Linked DNA regions of Mus musculus: region 1 is linked to region 2. A link is a loop called in an ENCODE intact Hi-C map of the cell type or tissue named here. Cell type or tissue: left cerebral cortex. All regions are shown on one strand.

The links. Peaks named below come from ENCODE experiments on the same cell type or tissue, not always from the same donor. Only the 100,000 strongest peaks of a DNase experiment are listed, where the experiment ranks them.
Region 1: a loop joins it to region 2, with 3 times the contacts of the local background. A loop is called at or near these places in 22 of 42 quality-filtered maps.

Annotation. Positions count from the first base shown.
Region 1 is chr7:73,744,657-73,752,656 of GRCm38, forward strand. All of the region lies in intron 1 of Fam174b (family with sequence similarity 174, member B), which reads left to right. Among named protein-coding and RNA genes, the nearest start is that of Fam174b, 8.4 kb to the left of the region's middle. In left cerebral cortex, a CTCF peak has its summit at 4,885 (motif pointing left); DNase peaks (open chromatin) are centred at 1,458, 2,363, 4,834 and 7,611.
Region 2 is chr7:73,659,488-73,667,487 of GRCm38, forward strand. No RefSeq gene overlaps it. Among named protein-coding and RNA genes, the nearest start is that of Gm26176, 17 kb to the left of the region's middle. In left cerebral cortex, no CTCF peak of the experiment used is centred here; a DNase peak (open chromatin) is centred at 3,314.

The DNA of each region.
Region 1 (8,000 bases), 85 kb after region 2:
GACTCCTTTACAGCTCTGAGTCATGTATTCATGCACACACACTGTATCCTGAAGAACAGTGGGAAGACATCTGGGGTGTACCCCTGGCCATGACCCCTCATTCTTGGTTTTCCTGGTTGGGTATCAGGGTATGCTCTGTGTAGCCATGCCTCTGGGGTCCTCTGCTTGTACCTGACACTTAGGCTTGCCTGGCTTTCTGATGCTTTCCCATGCCCTGGGTATACCATAGCATCTCCCTCCTCTGTTCTTCATTTCTTTAGTTTCTGCTTGGCAGCTGTTCACAGCTGTCTCTCTTCACATATGTGTGCTGGCATGTGCATATACATGTGTGTGCATACCAATGTGCACATGTGTGTGGAGGCCCCGGGATGATTTTGGGTGTCCTCCTCCACTGCTCTGTATGTCCCTGAGACAGGATCTTTCACCGTATTTGGTGTTCACATTTTTTTTTCTTCAATTAGGGATGGCTATCAGCAAACCCATTGATCCCCCTGTCTCCATCCACCCAGTGCTGCCTTACCGGCATCCCCAGCCACACTCAGGCTGGGTTCTGGGAATCTGAACTCTGGCTTCCATGCTTGTATAACACATGCTTTTACCCACGGAGCCCCAGGACTCACATTTAATCTGAGTTTTCCTATCTGTTTTAGTTGCTTTACTTTTTCTGTGATAAAATGCTGTAACCAAGGCAACTTATAAACGTTTAATTGGGCTTTGGTTTTTGAGGGTTGGAGTCCAGGATGTTTCTATGTGTTAATAAATATTTTGAATTTTATCTATTTTACTTTTTATCACATTTTCATTCATTTATTTAGTGTGTGTGAGTGTGTTTATGAGAGAGAGTCACACACACACAGAGATAGATAGATAGATAGATAGATAGAAAGAAAGAAAGATAGATTAGGTTAGAGGACAGATTGTTGGAATCAGTTCTCTCCCTTCATCACTTGGTCCTAGGGATGGGTGGCAGGAGCCATATTCACTGAGCCGCCTTATGTGCCTGATGTATTAGTATTTTGCCATCCAGGAAACTGATATAAGAGATCAAATCTGGAGAGCAATGGTGCATGTGAGGGTCCTGGAGGTCCAGCAGGATGGGCACTTCTGGTTTTGCTTCCTAATGCCATTGTGGAAGGGTAGGAGAGAGAGGGGAGGAGGAGGAGGAGGAAGAGGAGGAGGAGGAGGAGGAACAGCAGCAGCAGCAGCAGCACATGTAGAAGTAGAGAAAGGATTTTGCCTACTTGTTTTGACCTTGGGAGATCCTGCTGACCTTGTGTGCAGTCAGGGGAGACCCTCAGAACAGAGACTGCTGTTGTCAGGACCTTCTATGCCAGGGGTTCCCTTACAGGACCTGTCCCTTTGAGCTTTGGGAGTCGGACTTTTCCTCGCTCATGGTGTGGCTGCAGGCCAGGGAAACTTTACACCTTGAAACCACAGCTTCCCACTCTGGCTTGGCTGCTCTCCCAGTTTTACCGAACAGGTGCCGCTTTTTCTCTCCCATCTCTGTTGGCTGTGTGCTCAGCCCCTTCTTATTTCAAAATCTCTGTGAAATCCTCTCATCTGAGAGAATTTGTTTCTGTGCTTCCCCAGGGCTTGGAAAGACAGAAGTCTAGGCCATTTAACACCGGCTGATGTGAGGGCAAGCAACCACCTTGTTCTAGAGACGGTGACACACATGTCACATACCCTGTTTGCTTCCCTAGGGTTTAAAAAGGGGATACCAATTCCTACTTACCTTGAATGTCTCAAACTTTCTATTATTATTATTTACAACAAGGAGAAAAGTTAGATATAAACAGTAGCTCCAGGCCTGGGGTGGCGTGCTTTGGGAGGAGCCATCAAGCTCACTGGCCCACCACCCTGATGGTGGTTGAACTCCAGCCTCAGTTCGAGAACCTGTGCTGAAAACCAAGGTGGAGAGTAACAGGAAGACAACTAGTGCCAACACACACACACACACACACACACACACACACACACACACACACACACACCATATATAATCATCACCATCATGTGACCGCAAACATCCAGGGGCTAAACAACTCTCAGACTTGGTTTCTGGTCGGCTGGTTGGCATTGTGGGCAGTTTTCTGAACCCTACTCGGTATCCATTCCCCATTATTAATTACAGTACATGCTTCTGAGGTCTGGCAGGGTATTTAGAATAACACCGTGCCAAACAGGGCTCTGTTTCCCCTTCAAGCAGCCAAGTGTCCTGTGGCATTGAAAAAGTATGATTCTGAAGACAGAGGTAGTATCTATTCAACCTTTCCTTTTAGTTTCTGCTTGTGAGTGGGGCAGCCATGTGGTCAAAATAATCAGGCGGGGGGCATGCACCTCTAAGCAGTCCTTTTGATGACTCAGCTCCCAGCAAAGGAGGCGTCTTGTGACTGCCCTTATGAATAGGCCTTTTAGGCCTGGGCACCTGCTACTGGTTCTTTCTAGCAAGTTGAAAAGGGAAGAACAAATCCCTCTTTAATTTAACCCTGAGCCCTTGGCTTACATGGCGTTCCTAGACTCCCAGACACACATATTCTTGCTCAGTGTAGGTTCTCGTGATACCAGACTTGTATAAGGCTAAGGGGGATGAGGCAGGGTGGGGTGGGTGTGTCCCACCAGAAAGGAAACCCTCCTGGATTTGAGCTGAAGCTTCCCGAGTTGTGTGTGTAGTTTCGGGTGCATGCTTGGGTCTAAAGATTTGCAAGGGGAACATTCTAGGAGCAGGCATTTGAAATCGCGTTCTTAAGGTATCACTTAATAAAAAGCTCCAATAATGTCTCCTAATCTGAGAGCGATCTGCCGGGAATCCAGGCTTCATGTTTATTTTCTGGGGCTGCAGGGAGAAGGAAGCCCATTCTGGGTAGGCAAGGCTTAGACGAGAGCCTTGACACAGAGAACTCTGGTAGGATTCTCCCAGATCTGGGAAGCCTTGGGCTCTGTAACCTCTCAGGTGTGAGCTTTTCTCACATCCAGGGCTCTGTTGGCCTTCCTCCCCTTTCTGCATTGTCTAGATGAAACCGAGGCCCCGTAGCTGGGAGGGATGTAACCCCAGGTGCTTGTATGCTCAGCTGGGCCCTTTCTGGGCCTCCAGCAATGTGGCAGGCTGTACTTTGGCCTTGTCAAGTGGGTCTCCCAAGCACTCAGCCCAGTAGCTAGGAGAGAGTCTGGCTGAAGAGATAGCACATTCTTCCTAGTGTGTTTCAGGGGTGCCTCTGTGAACACAGGTGCTGTGCTGAACAGGGAGCACCCCAGAGGCCCAGGAACATCAGTGTAGAAGGGAGGATTACCCCCTTCATTGATCATTTGGTGGGAAGGAAGCCACGCATTTCAACAGGGGAGCCGTAAACCACAAGTGGCTTTGGCTGGAGATAGAGTGGCCTGGGAAGGCATTGTAGAAGAGGAGGGTGATTGTGGCTTAGCTGTGGAGGAGGGAAAGGGCTTCGTCCAGGGTTGGAAAGGCAAAGCAAGTATAATAGTTAGTTCTAACTGTCAGCACACTTTCGAATCACCAGGGAAGAGAGTCTCGAGTCATTGTCTAGGTCAGATTGGCCTCACGGCAGGTCTGTAAGGGGTTGTCTTGACTACATTAGCTGATGTGGGAACCTAGCCTGTGGTGGGTCCTGGGCTATTTCAAGGTTGAAAAGGTGAGCTGGGTTGTAGACTTAAGTGTATTCCTTCGGTCTCTGCTCTTGACATGGGTGTGAGTAGATGCTTCAGGTCCTTGCCTGGCCTTTCCCAAGTCAGTGATGGATTGTAACCTGGACTGTAACCTGGACTGAAATAAGCCTTGCTCTCTGAATACCTCATTTTGTACAAAGTTCTGTGCTGAACAGTTTATGTTACCTGTTCCAGTGAGGGACGCTTTATTGAGGTTCCCAACTCTGACTTGGGATGAAATAGAAGTGAATGTTGTGAATCCTGTGAGCAGCTGGGCATTGGGCCTGGAACTCAGGGCGTTTCTCCCTCTGAGAGGACTTGAGTTCTTGAAGTGTTGGAGAGCTAGGACTGTCACGTCTCTGACCATGGCAATGGTGTGTGGATGCTGACAGGGTCAATCACTGTGTATCCTACAGCATGGTGACTCCAGTCTCTCAGCCTCCTGTGGGCCACCAACTGTCACTTGCCAGTGTTCTCCAAACACAGTGAACTCTATAGGTTATTTTCTTTTTCTCTCTGCTTGTCTCCCCAGCCCCCAGCCTCCTATACAAACAAAACAGACTCAGCCCTTTGCAAACACACCTGGTAGCTGGCAGAACAGGACCAGGAGCCTTGGTTGTGGCAGCGTTCCACATGTCAGACCCAGGGTGTGCTCTATTTGTCTTGGAGAACAAGAGACATCCTTGAGACTATGGGTGACAGGTTATTGGGCAGTTGGACGGATAGCTCCTAGATCTGTAGTTCAGCTCTTAATGGGTTGTCTGGATTGTGTTGTCTCTCCCTGTGCCTTCTGTCCTGGATGCCTGTGTTGGGGTTTATCTATAGTTGGTATTATTTTTGCCTATCCCAAGGGAGTGGAGACAAAGGGCAGATTGGTTTGTTGACCATGGCAGAATTGCCATGGAATTGGGAGAAGGAGGGGATCCTGGTTGAAGTAAATATCATTACATCTGTCAGGGTTCATAGGCTTTTAGTAGAACGATTAAATATCACTGTTGGCCATATAAACCACAGCTAAGGAACTGAGACAAACTATGCCAACCGAAGGCCTGGGAATTGGAAATTTAGACCACAGACAGTTTGATCTGGTACTGATTTTGAAAACTGGGGGATTTGAGGACACTTAATATAAAGCTTTGGGGGCCCCTCAGGTGAGGATACTTGGTGGTACAGTGTCCATGGGCCTCAGCCTAGGAAGGGACAGGAGCTGGCTGCTGCTGCCCCCTTTAGGCTGAGCACAACACTGCTCTTATTATTTTATACATTTATGTGTTTGTTGTGTGGATGCACAAATGTGTGTACTGTTTTTACACTTATTTATTGTTGTGTTTGTTTGCACATGTATGTGAGCATGTGCCGAAGTGTTATGTGTTGGAAACTTGTGGGAGTTGTAAATCACCTTACATTATGTGGGTCCCAGAGATCAAACTCAAATAAACAGGCACTTGAGCAAGTACCTTTACAACACCTCCAGTTGCCACCGCTCTTCTTGTCTCTGATTTGAAGGCAGCCCATGCTCACCATTTGTCATTATGTTTGTCCCACATTTCCATCACACCATTTCCACCTCAAGGTTTCCCTGTATGTACAGGGCACTGTAGTGTTTGGGTTGTTGACCTGCTGCTTTGAGTCACTGGGCTGGGTCAGTGCGGCTGCACTGAGGCAGCAACAAGAAGAGAGATAGCACAGTGACTGGGTGAGGAGTGGGGTCAGGGAAGACTCTCAACATGGCACTCGGGAGGCTCAGTCAGAGTGTCTGAGGCAGAGCCCAAGTTGCCAGAGGTTGTCCTAAAGCTATTGCCGTGGTAATGAGACACACCCATGTTCCACCTGACTGCATTTAGTTGACGTTGCCCATCTGCAGTGGAGGAAGGTGAGATTCAAATCATACTGACTCATGGAGACACCTGACAGGGTGCTTCAGGATGGAGCTCAGTGGGCCGTGCTCATGGCAGGTTGCTGGGGAACGAGGCATTGGGAACAGGTGACGCTGGCTTTTCTGTCGAGATCCCAGCTAAGGTTGGACTCAGGCACTTCTGCACAGGATATGACAGAGGCCAGAACTGGAAAGAAGGTTCTGGGTTGTGTTCTACCATTCTTTACGTTTAATTGCTTTTCTGGGGAACTTAGTTATCTCTCATGTTGAGCAGAAGGTGCAGAACAGAGCTCAGAGGTCAAAGATCAGATATGTCCTCTGAATCCTGGACACAACCTCCAGGCATCAAGACTCACCCTCAGGGTGCACACCCATCGATGCTCAGCAGCTGCCTTCTTGGTCGCTCCAGTTCCCACATTCTGTTTTCATTTTCTTTGCTGTGTGTTCCTGGTGACAGAGGTGCCACCATACTTCGCCTCAAGCGGCAGCAGGGCTGTGAGGGCTTATGGATGAGATTGCTGAGGTGCACAGATGTTGAATTGTTGATTGTGAGTCCTCAAGTCACCAGGTCAGGGGAACACAGCCACTTGGATGAGGCAGCCCCTGGGTGGCCTCCAGGGGAGGCAGCCTGCTCCATTTCAAATTTAATGATCTGCTTTGAACTTTTAAAAGCACAGACCTTGGTCTGGGGATGTATGTAGCACAGTTGGTAGAGTGCTTGCTTACCATTCTCGACAATTGGTTCATGACATTGGGCAAGGTTGCCCATGCCTGTCATCTCAACCCTCAGGACATGGAAACAGGAGGCAGACATTCAGGGTCATCCTTGGCTATAGAGCAAGTTGGAGACCAGCCTGAGCCTCTGTCTCAAAATGACAGCAAAATCCAATGTTTATTCATGTGGTTCAACATGCACAAGGACCAGGAGGAGATACTAAACAAAATTCACATGTGTCCTCAGCTGTCTCCTTCAGTAGATGCTGTCGGTTTCTTGGGAATATTTTCAGAGAGATTATATAGAGACATTAATGTAATAATCATAGACACTTATCTCCACCGAGGCTTATCTCACATGCTACACAGTTCACCTCTTTAGAGCATCCAGCACCGTTTTTGTAGGTTATTCATAGAGTTATACATCCATCACAAAGATCAATTTTAGAACGTGGTCATCACTGCAGGCTGAAACCCATATCCATTATGGCTCACTCTCCGTATGGCTTTCCCTGGCACTAGGTGACCACTAATTGACTTCTGTATCATGTGGCTGGAATCATACAACATGTTGGCTGTTTTACTTAGCATTTTCTCAGGGTTTATCTGTTTTGTAGCATGAAACACTGCTTCATTTCTACCCCTCCCACCAAATAGTAGCATCCTGTTTTCATTAATGTATATCTATATTTTTCCAAGATGGATCTTCGTTCAGAATTTATGGGTATGTGTGGGTGTCTATGTAGGGATATTTTCATGTGAGTGTCAAGATCAGAGGATTTGTGTTCCCCGGACAGCTGGAGTGACAGTGGGTTTTAAGCTGCTAGGTGTGGGTGCTGGGAACCAAACTTGGGTCTTCTTTGAGAGTCATAGTTGTATTTAACTGTTGAGCCGCCTCTCTAGCTTTGTCAATCACCTTTCCTATATCCATATGTGGTGTTTGAATGAGAATGCCCCCATAGGCTCATACATTTGAATGCCTTGTCCCAAGTTGACAGAACTGTTTGGGAAGGATTGGGATGTGTGACCTTGTTGGCAGAGATGTGTCATGGCAATAGGCCTTGAGGGTTCAGAAGTCCACATCATTCCCAGTTAGCTCTCTCTCTGCCTCCTGCTTGTGTATCAGGATGTAAGCTTTCAAGCTACTGTTGTAGTACCGTGGCTGTCTGCCTCCTGCCATGCTTCCTGCCTAGATGGCCACGGACTCACCTTCTGAAGCTGTCAGCCCCCAATAACCTTTTTCTTCTCTAAGTTGCTTTGGCTATGGTGCCTTATCACAGCAGTAGGAAAGTAACAGGGAAACTGTCTTCTCAGTTGGTAAAGATTTGAGTCATTTCTGCTCTTTGGCTGTTATGATCAGTGCTGCATTGAACATTTGCATGTAAGTGTTTGCATGGATGTGGGGTTGACTTGGCTTTGGTTCCAGCACTAAGAGTAGCCTGCCTGGCTGTTTGCTAACTTCTGTGCTTAACTTTTAAAAAAGCTGATGACTGTTTAGCAAGCCATCATACTATTCTGTGACTCACTAGACGCATATGAGGGTCCTAGATTCTTCATATCCTTGCCAACGTTAGCTACTGTCTGTCCTAGAGCAGTGGGTCTCAACCTTCCTAATGTTGTGACCCTTTAATACAGTTCATCACGTTGTGGTGACCCTCAACCATAAAATTATTTCACTTGTACTTCATAACTGTGATTTACTACTGTTATGGATTGTAATATAATATCTACTCATATCTCATATATGACC
Region 2 (8,000 bases):
TATTTATTTATTATATGTAAGTACACTGTAGTGTGTCTTCAGACACTCCAGAAGAGAGCATCAGATTTTGTTATGGATGGTTGTGAGCCATCATGTGGTTGCTGGGATTTGAACTCAGGACCTTTGAAAGAGCAGTCGGCGCTCTTAACCACTAAGCCAGCTCACCAGCCCATTAACTTTTTTTGGAGGGGAGGTGTCACACTTCTTCAGTATAACCACATGAAAGGAAAGCCTCCCAAACACCTGGGCCTTACAAGTGAATTCATGCCAAAAGCAGTCGGCTTCCTTTGTTATGTAGCTTGAGGTCCAGAGAAATGGGGATGAACTACCGGATGCCTGCCTGCCAAAGGACCCCTTTCTGAATATGGAGAGACAGCCTGTCTGGTTTCCAAGTAGGGAGGTGGAGCCGGCACTTTCCCCAGGGTCTATGCTCATCTTCCTTGCAGGAAACATTAAAGAGCATCCATAAAAGACATACTGCAAATTTTGTAGGCTGTAAAACTCACAGATGAATTTTCCCATCCTGTTTTATGAGCATAGGTTTTAAAGCCTTCACCGTGCCAGGCAGGCCACCCCTCTGGTGTGCGTGAACTTCCTCTCCAGGTTAGGAGTTGTATTGTGAACTCAGCTGGAAGATCTCCGACGACACGGGGTGACTTAACATCTGGAACTCCTAAAGGACATTGTTTCCCTCCTGTCGTGTAGATAGCAGATGGGAGATGTCCCCGCTTCTCCTGTAAGTAGCATGATCTATGTGGAAGCTGAGTGAGGATCCCAAGCAGGCAGGCGCTATCATGGCCCCCAACAGGATCTAAAGACCTCAAGAGTCAAGAGAGATAAAATGAAGGTGTTTAAACCGAAGGTTCAAGCACACATTCTGCATCCTTCATCATTTGGAATTGTAAAGGTGCCAACATCCAAAACTTTGAGCCATGAATGACATGGTTTATATGTGGAAAATCCCACACAACCTTGTTTGATGAGTTGTGGAAAATGCAGGCAGATTAATAATATGGCATGAAGTCACCTTCAGATGATGTGAATACAAGGTGTATATAAAATGTAAATGAATTTTTCGTGTTTAGATTTGGGTCTCATTCCCAAGAATTACACTATGTGTATGCAAGCCTCCCCATCCCATATATCTCAAAACCCCTCAAATTTGTCCTTCTGATCCCAAGTATTTGGAGGAGAGAGATTCAACTCATGTCTCTAGGAGTCTCCAGTCAGAGGAGGGGAGGGTAAACAATCCGTAGGTGCTGAGGTGGAACGCAGTAGAACACCCGCCTCGCACGTGTGAGATACTGGGTTTAGCCTTCAGCCTGCAAAACAGAAGCCAATGCAAAGCAAACCCAAACTACCCAAGTTACCAGTCCCAAGAGCAAAATCTAGATGTCAGACCTGGACAAAGCCTTTGAGGTCATTTAATCCGGTTTATTAAATCTACACTTTGGTCACCAAGGTCAAGATCATGTTAGAGGTTTTATCATGTGATCTCCAAAGTCCTCTGATGTTTTAAAATAATTTTCTTCCATTCTTGCCCTCCTCCTCCTACTCCTCTTCCTCTTCTTCCTACCACTCCTCCTATGCCTTCCTCATTGTTGAGCCAAAGCCAGCTTCAAACTCAGGGTGATCCTCCTGCCTCTGCCTCTTGAGTGCTGAAATTATAGACATGAGTTGCCATGCTCGGATAAAAATAGTTCTTTAATTTAAAAAAGCAAAGTTAATTTTTAAAAGTAGGACAGTTAAATGAGTCCCATTTATTGTTGCCTAATAATAGCTCAAAAGTTTTCTCCCGCCCTAAATTAGGAAACCTCATTAAGGAACAGGCTTTTTTGTTCCCAAGAATCCACAGAGCACTGCCCGCTCACTCCCTGCTTCTGAGGACAGCTGTGCAGTCCCAGGTTCAGACAGTGGTTTCTGGGCCTTCTCTGGCTCTGGGAGGGATTTGAGTCTCTATAAGATGCTCTTTATGCAGCTTCCTAACTCAATCAGAGGTCCCTTCGGCCTTCCTGGAAGGGAGAGGCTTCTGCGTGCATTCCTTATTACTTATGGTGGTGACTGAGCCTATCCTGGCAAGGGCAGCTTTGCAGAAGTATGGTGGATAGGGTAGGGCATTGAAATAGTTCATTGTGTAAGGGTGTTTGCTGCCAAGCCTGACAACCTGAGCTCAATTCCTGGGACTCATATGGTGGAAGAAAAATCAACTCCTGCAAGTTATCCTCTGATACACACACACACACACACACACACACACACACACACACACACTCACTCTCATATACACACATACTCATACACACATACTTATGCACACACACACACTCATACACACACACTCATGTGCACGCACACACTCACAGTAGAGAAACAAATGCTAGTAGAAGTAATTTTAATGAAACATCATCTACTAGCTGAGATAGTGTCACATGGCAGTAATTTCAGGTGGACATGAAAGTCAGATGTTCAAGGCCATCCTCTGCTATACAGTAAGTTTAAGGCTAGCCTGTGCTAAATGAGGCAGTTCAACAGTCAATCAACCAACAGAAAACAACAAAACAGATGTGAGGGTGAGCTGGCTGCAACCCTTGTCAGCTCATTGGTCACCAGGCTGGTTAGGCCATGTCCCCTTCCTCTTCCACTGCACCCGGTGTCCTATCTGAAGTAGTATGCTGGGCTGAAGAGAACAACCTTTGGCGAAAGGTCAAAGCAGTTCTGAACTTGTTGTCTGTGATCTTTTGGGGGTCAAACAGCCCTTTTACAGGGGTCACCTAAGACCATTGTAAAACACAGATGTTTGCATTACGATTCATACCAGTAGCAAAATTAGTTATGAAGCACCCGTGGGAATAATTTTATGGTTGGGGTCACCACAGCATGAGGAACTGTGTTAAAGGGTAGGAAGGTTGAGAAACACTGTTGTAGAGTAGCTGTGGTCAGGCCTCACAAAACAACAGCAACAAACACCAACTATAAAAAAAGGGAAAGACAAAACAAAACAAAAACCCTAGCATTTCTTTAAAACTGTCCCTCTGAGGGAGATGCACTCTGGAAGCTCCCAAGAAAGATGTGCGCAGTCACGTTCTGCCTACCTGGCATGGCGTCAGAGTTGGGGCACTTTTCCCTTCTCGCTGAGGATATTTGCTTTGGACCAGGAGGCTGACCTTCCAGTCTGCGTGAGCGGTGTTGTTTATTATTGTTTCTTGATGGACTCAGAGCAGAAGCTGCACAATGTCTATTAGGCCTTGAGCCTGGGCTCCTTGTGTCCCCTCAGCAGAGAGACTCACTGGCAGGAGTTTTCCCAGAAAACAGGTAAGAGAGCCGGAGGAAGTAAGACAAGAGGGGGAGGTGGCCCAAAAAATCCTGTTAGGAAGCTAGCAACCGGCACAGGCAGTGGGAGGTTGACTCTATGGAAACGTGGGATGTGGTAGGGAGTGAGAGGACCCACTAAGGAATATTTACATGCCAATTGTACCTTACCTTTAGATCTGAAAGTGGAGTACCCTTACAATGGATATGAGCCACTCCAAGGCCTTTGAGATGGTGGTTTTATGTGTATCTTACCACAATTTAAAACAGTGTGGGTAAAAGGAGAGGCCAAGGCCCTGTGGTGCAGGCTTGTAAGCCCAGCTCCTTAGGAGGCTGAGGCAGGAAGGCTGCAAGTTTAAGGGGTTGCTCAGGACTACAGAGGGAGCTGCAGGCTAGCCTGGGCAAAGTAATGAAACTCTGTCTCAAAAATAGAAAGTTGGTCAGTGGTGGCATATGCCTTTAATCCCAGCAGGGAGGCAGAGTCTAGCTTGGCCTATTGAGTGAGTTTCAGGGCAGCCAGGGCTACACAGAGAAACCTTGTCTTAAAAAAAACAAACCAAAGAACAAAGCAACCAATCAAAAACAACAGAAAAAAGGTCAATGGATAAGGCTCAACAATAGATTGTTGTTTGCCTGGCAGAAATTAAATTCTATACTCCATTCCTAGTAAAACACACACATGCGCGCGCGCACACACACACACACACACACACACTCACATGGGTGGTGGTGGTACACTGTCATGCAGTCCTTCTTAGCAGACGGCTCAAGGGAAGGCAGTGGCTCCCAGTTATCTCTTCTGCTATCTCTGCTGGGTGGTGGGTCAGAGGAGAGGTTGAACCCTTATTAAACATAGGTTGCAAAAAATTATGCTTACCAACAACCCATAAAATAAAGAGCTGGACACTGAGTGCAGATTCCCAGTGCCCAAGTCAAAAGCCAGGCACATGTGCATCTGTGATCCCAGCACTGAGGAGGCACAGAGAGGAGGAATCTCGGGGCCTTGCTGGCTAGTGAGAGACCCTGTCTTAAAACATAAGGTGAGTGGCTGGGTGTGGTCTCAGCACTCACAAGGCAGAGGCAGGCAGATCTCTGTGAGGCCAGCCTGGTCTACAGAGCCAGTTCAAGGACAGCAAGGGCTATATAGAGAAACCATGCCAAAAAAAAAAAAAAAAAAGACAAAACACAAAAAACAAAAACTAAACCAAAAAAAGACAAAACAAACAACAACAAAAATAAACCCAAAATAAACACCACCTCCAACCGGCAAAACAAAAACATGAGCGTATGTATGTGTATGCACAAATATAAAAATAAAATCTGCTGATCTGTTTTTGTTGGTATATATGTGGTATCAGGATTGACACTGTGTGTATGTGTGTATGTATAAAACAATAATAGGCATCAAAGAAGAGAGGCTTTCAACTTGAGAGTTGGGTTGAGACACGGGAGGGGTTTGAGGAGGGGTAGCTGGAAGGGGCTGGAGGGAGGACATGGAACACTACGGGGAGGGATCAATTAGAAATACACTTAAAAAATGGACAGGACTTGGGGAATTAAACAGTTTTACAAAAAAGAATTAAAAAAAAATAGGGTGGGGCTGGAGAGATGGCTCAAAGGTTAAGAGCACTGACTGTTCTTCCAGAGGTCTTGAGTTCAATTCCCAGCAACCACGTGGTGGCTCACAACCATCTGTAATGTAATCTTGGTGCCCTCTTCTGGCCTCCAGGCAGAACACTGTACATAATAAATACATTTCAAAAAAAAAAAAAAGTGTAGAGAAGACACTTGATGACAACCTCTGCTTTCACCCTCCCAAACTCCACCCCATGTACATGTCTACACACGTGTGTTACATACAGGTACTCATACAGACCAAATCGAACCAAGCCACCACCAACAAAAGTGCTGTTTTGAAACTTGAGAGGCACGGGTCTGGCCTGCGTGATGTGTGGCCTCACCTCCTTGCCTCTCTCTGTGTCTGACCATTGTTTCTCACTCATGTGTTCCTCCTTTTAGGGGAACATTACACCCTTCCCCTAATAAATAGCAGTAATGACAGCTGTGTTAGGGTGGGGACCCTAGGCTAGCATTAGAACACAAGTGGTTTAGGAGACAATCCCCGGGAAGCACGGATGGAGAGGAGGCAGCAGACAGAAGGGAGAGAGGGGATGGAGTCCAATGGGACGGGATTTGGTGAGCTGCCTCTTGCTGTGGGGCTCTGGGAGGCTGTAGCCCTGAAGACTCCAGGAGGTCTGTATCAAGCATTCTACAGAGTCCCTCTCTGCAGGGACACCAGTCTTTGTCACCGACTCCCTTGCTTTACTGGTGAGGGCACTTTTGTTTATTCTGCCAGTGTGCAGAGCAGCTGTTCCCCCTTGCCAGTGCAGCTACATGGGGGACATTGAATCTCAGCCGAAGCAGTGACGGGAACTGGAGCAGCTGAGCATTTGCACACCAGCCTAAGGACCCTAGTTCCATTTCTGGAATCCATGTAAAAATGTCAAAGTAGTCCTCTGATCTCTACACGTGTGCGGTGGTGGCATCCTCCAACCCCCAACCCTACACACAGTGATTAAAAAATAAAGGGGGTGATTAGACTGGTGTGTCTCCACTGTCTGATGTCCCCATGTGTCATGTGATCTCTTCCTGGTATCTACTGAATTGTGATACAGCTAGGGGGCCAGTATCATGCTGTATAGGCCCTCCAGCCACCAGGATCACAAGCTGCACACACATCTTAAAGTACTTGGCTGCAACTAATTTTTAAAGTTGCATAAAACAGCCCGACAGAGGGCATATAAGTGGGTCAGTAGTCAACGTAGTAAATATTGGTCAGAATGGCAAATGTCCATAGCTACACCCCAGCAATGCCACGTGCTTTATACGCTGAGTGGGACTTGGCATTGCTGTTTGTGGTGGTAACAGATTGGAAATCAGCTTAGATCATCACCAGAAAAGGAATGACTTCTCTCTCCCTTAACCCTCCTCCCTTTCCTGCCTGGTTGGAGGTAGGATCCAGGCCTTGCATGCTAGGCAGGCGCTCACTGACCCCCAGCTGCAGAAGTGAAGGTGGTTGTTTCTGACTGTTCTCTTACTTTATGAAAACAGACACTTCCAGGAGCAAAGACTCTCCAGTACCGAGGATGGGGAGAGGGGTCGGTGGGCGGGCGTTGTCTCCTGGAGACCTGGAGATGGTGGATGGGCAGGAGCTGGGTGAGGTGGGCTTTGTTCTTTCCTTTCTCAATATGTGGGAGTTTCACACCGTTCCAGAGTTTCCTGAAGAAGCCATTTAAGAAGTCCCACTCCTGTCCCAGTCAGTGTGCAGTTGGCTGTGGTTTGCTGACATCTTTTGTTGGTCAGGTAATTTTCTTCCCCCATTGCTGAGGAACTTGAAGTGGACTGCACGATCTAGGGTCTGGAGAACAGGGGGCTGCCTTGAAAACCCTCTGCTTTCTGTTTGAGGGGGCTGTGAAAAGAGACACTTTTACTGTAAGCTATTATTGCTGAAAATTGTGGCTTGAGTCTCCTGGCTGGGGACGCACAAAGGATGGACAATTGTGGTTTGGATTGCTCAGGGCACAGGGCAGGGAGTTCATCCAAGCCTGATCAAAGTGTGTGAGAAAAATATCTCAGCATTGCCTGTATTCTGAGGGGCTGCACGGAGTGCTCCCAGCCTATCTGACACCCTCTTTGACACTTAGGGCGTGTGGCTGACTTCTGTCTTTATCTTCTCTGGAGTCTGTCTTGTCTTGCAGGCTTGCTTGCACTCATCCCACCTAGGGTGATGCTGTGAGTATTCTCTAGCTGCTGGGAAAGGGATGTGGGTGATTAGGACCAGACATCCTCCAAGGAGTCCTCCATGTCTCCTTGAAATGTTTCCTTGAGTATGAGATTGGATCGTGTCACTGGAGCTTGAGTGGGGTGGTTGCCACAGCCAAACTCAGAGGATGACAGGACCCCAAAGTACCTGGCTTGGGAGGTTGACACTAATCTGCCTTTTTGCAGGAACCTCTGGCACATTTGCTTTTCCTCTTGGTTTCTTGACCTGGGATACACAGTAAGATGAAAAATCCTAGCTCATATCCTTCCCACATCCCAGTTCATATCCTTCCCGTAGCCCCAGCATTCTGCCCTTCGAGACAGTGATCATATCCTTCCCATAGCCCCAGCATTCTGCCCTGTGAGACAGTGATCACCGCTAAGCTTTCAAAGTGGAAGGCGGCAGGACAATGGGTAGGCAGCAGCCTGAGGAGGGGAGAACCCCAGCTCCTTAAATCTCAGCATCTAGCCCTTTATCAGATGGGTCCCTGGAGGAGGGGGATGGGCTGCAGAAAGCTGGAGTAACGTGATGGTGGTTGCTTTCCTTTGCTTTGAAGTCCCCATGCCCCAGGGGTCATGGAAAATAACAGAATTTCCCGAAGTTCATCATACAGGTTCTCAAAACATCATCATCCCCCAAACAAAATAATAATAATAATAATAATCCTAAATAAATAAATAAAACCTCCCCCAACCTCCCTCCCTCCTCCACACCCCACCTCTTAAAAGCAAAATATTGTGGAGTAAAGGTCTCAGACGGGTTGGTTGCGGCTGTAGCTGGCTTTGCTTGTGTTTTAGTTGGCCCGTAGAGTATTTTCTCTTTTCAGCCAACATTTAAACATTGGGGAATTTCAAATAGCAATCCAGAG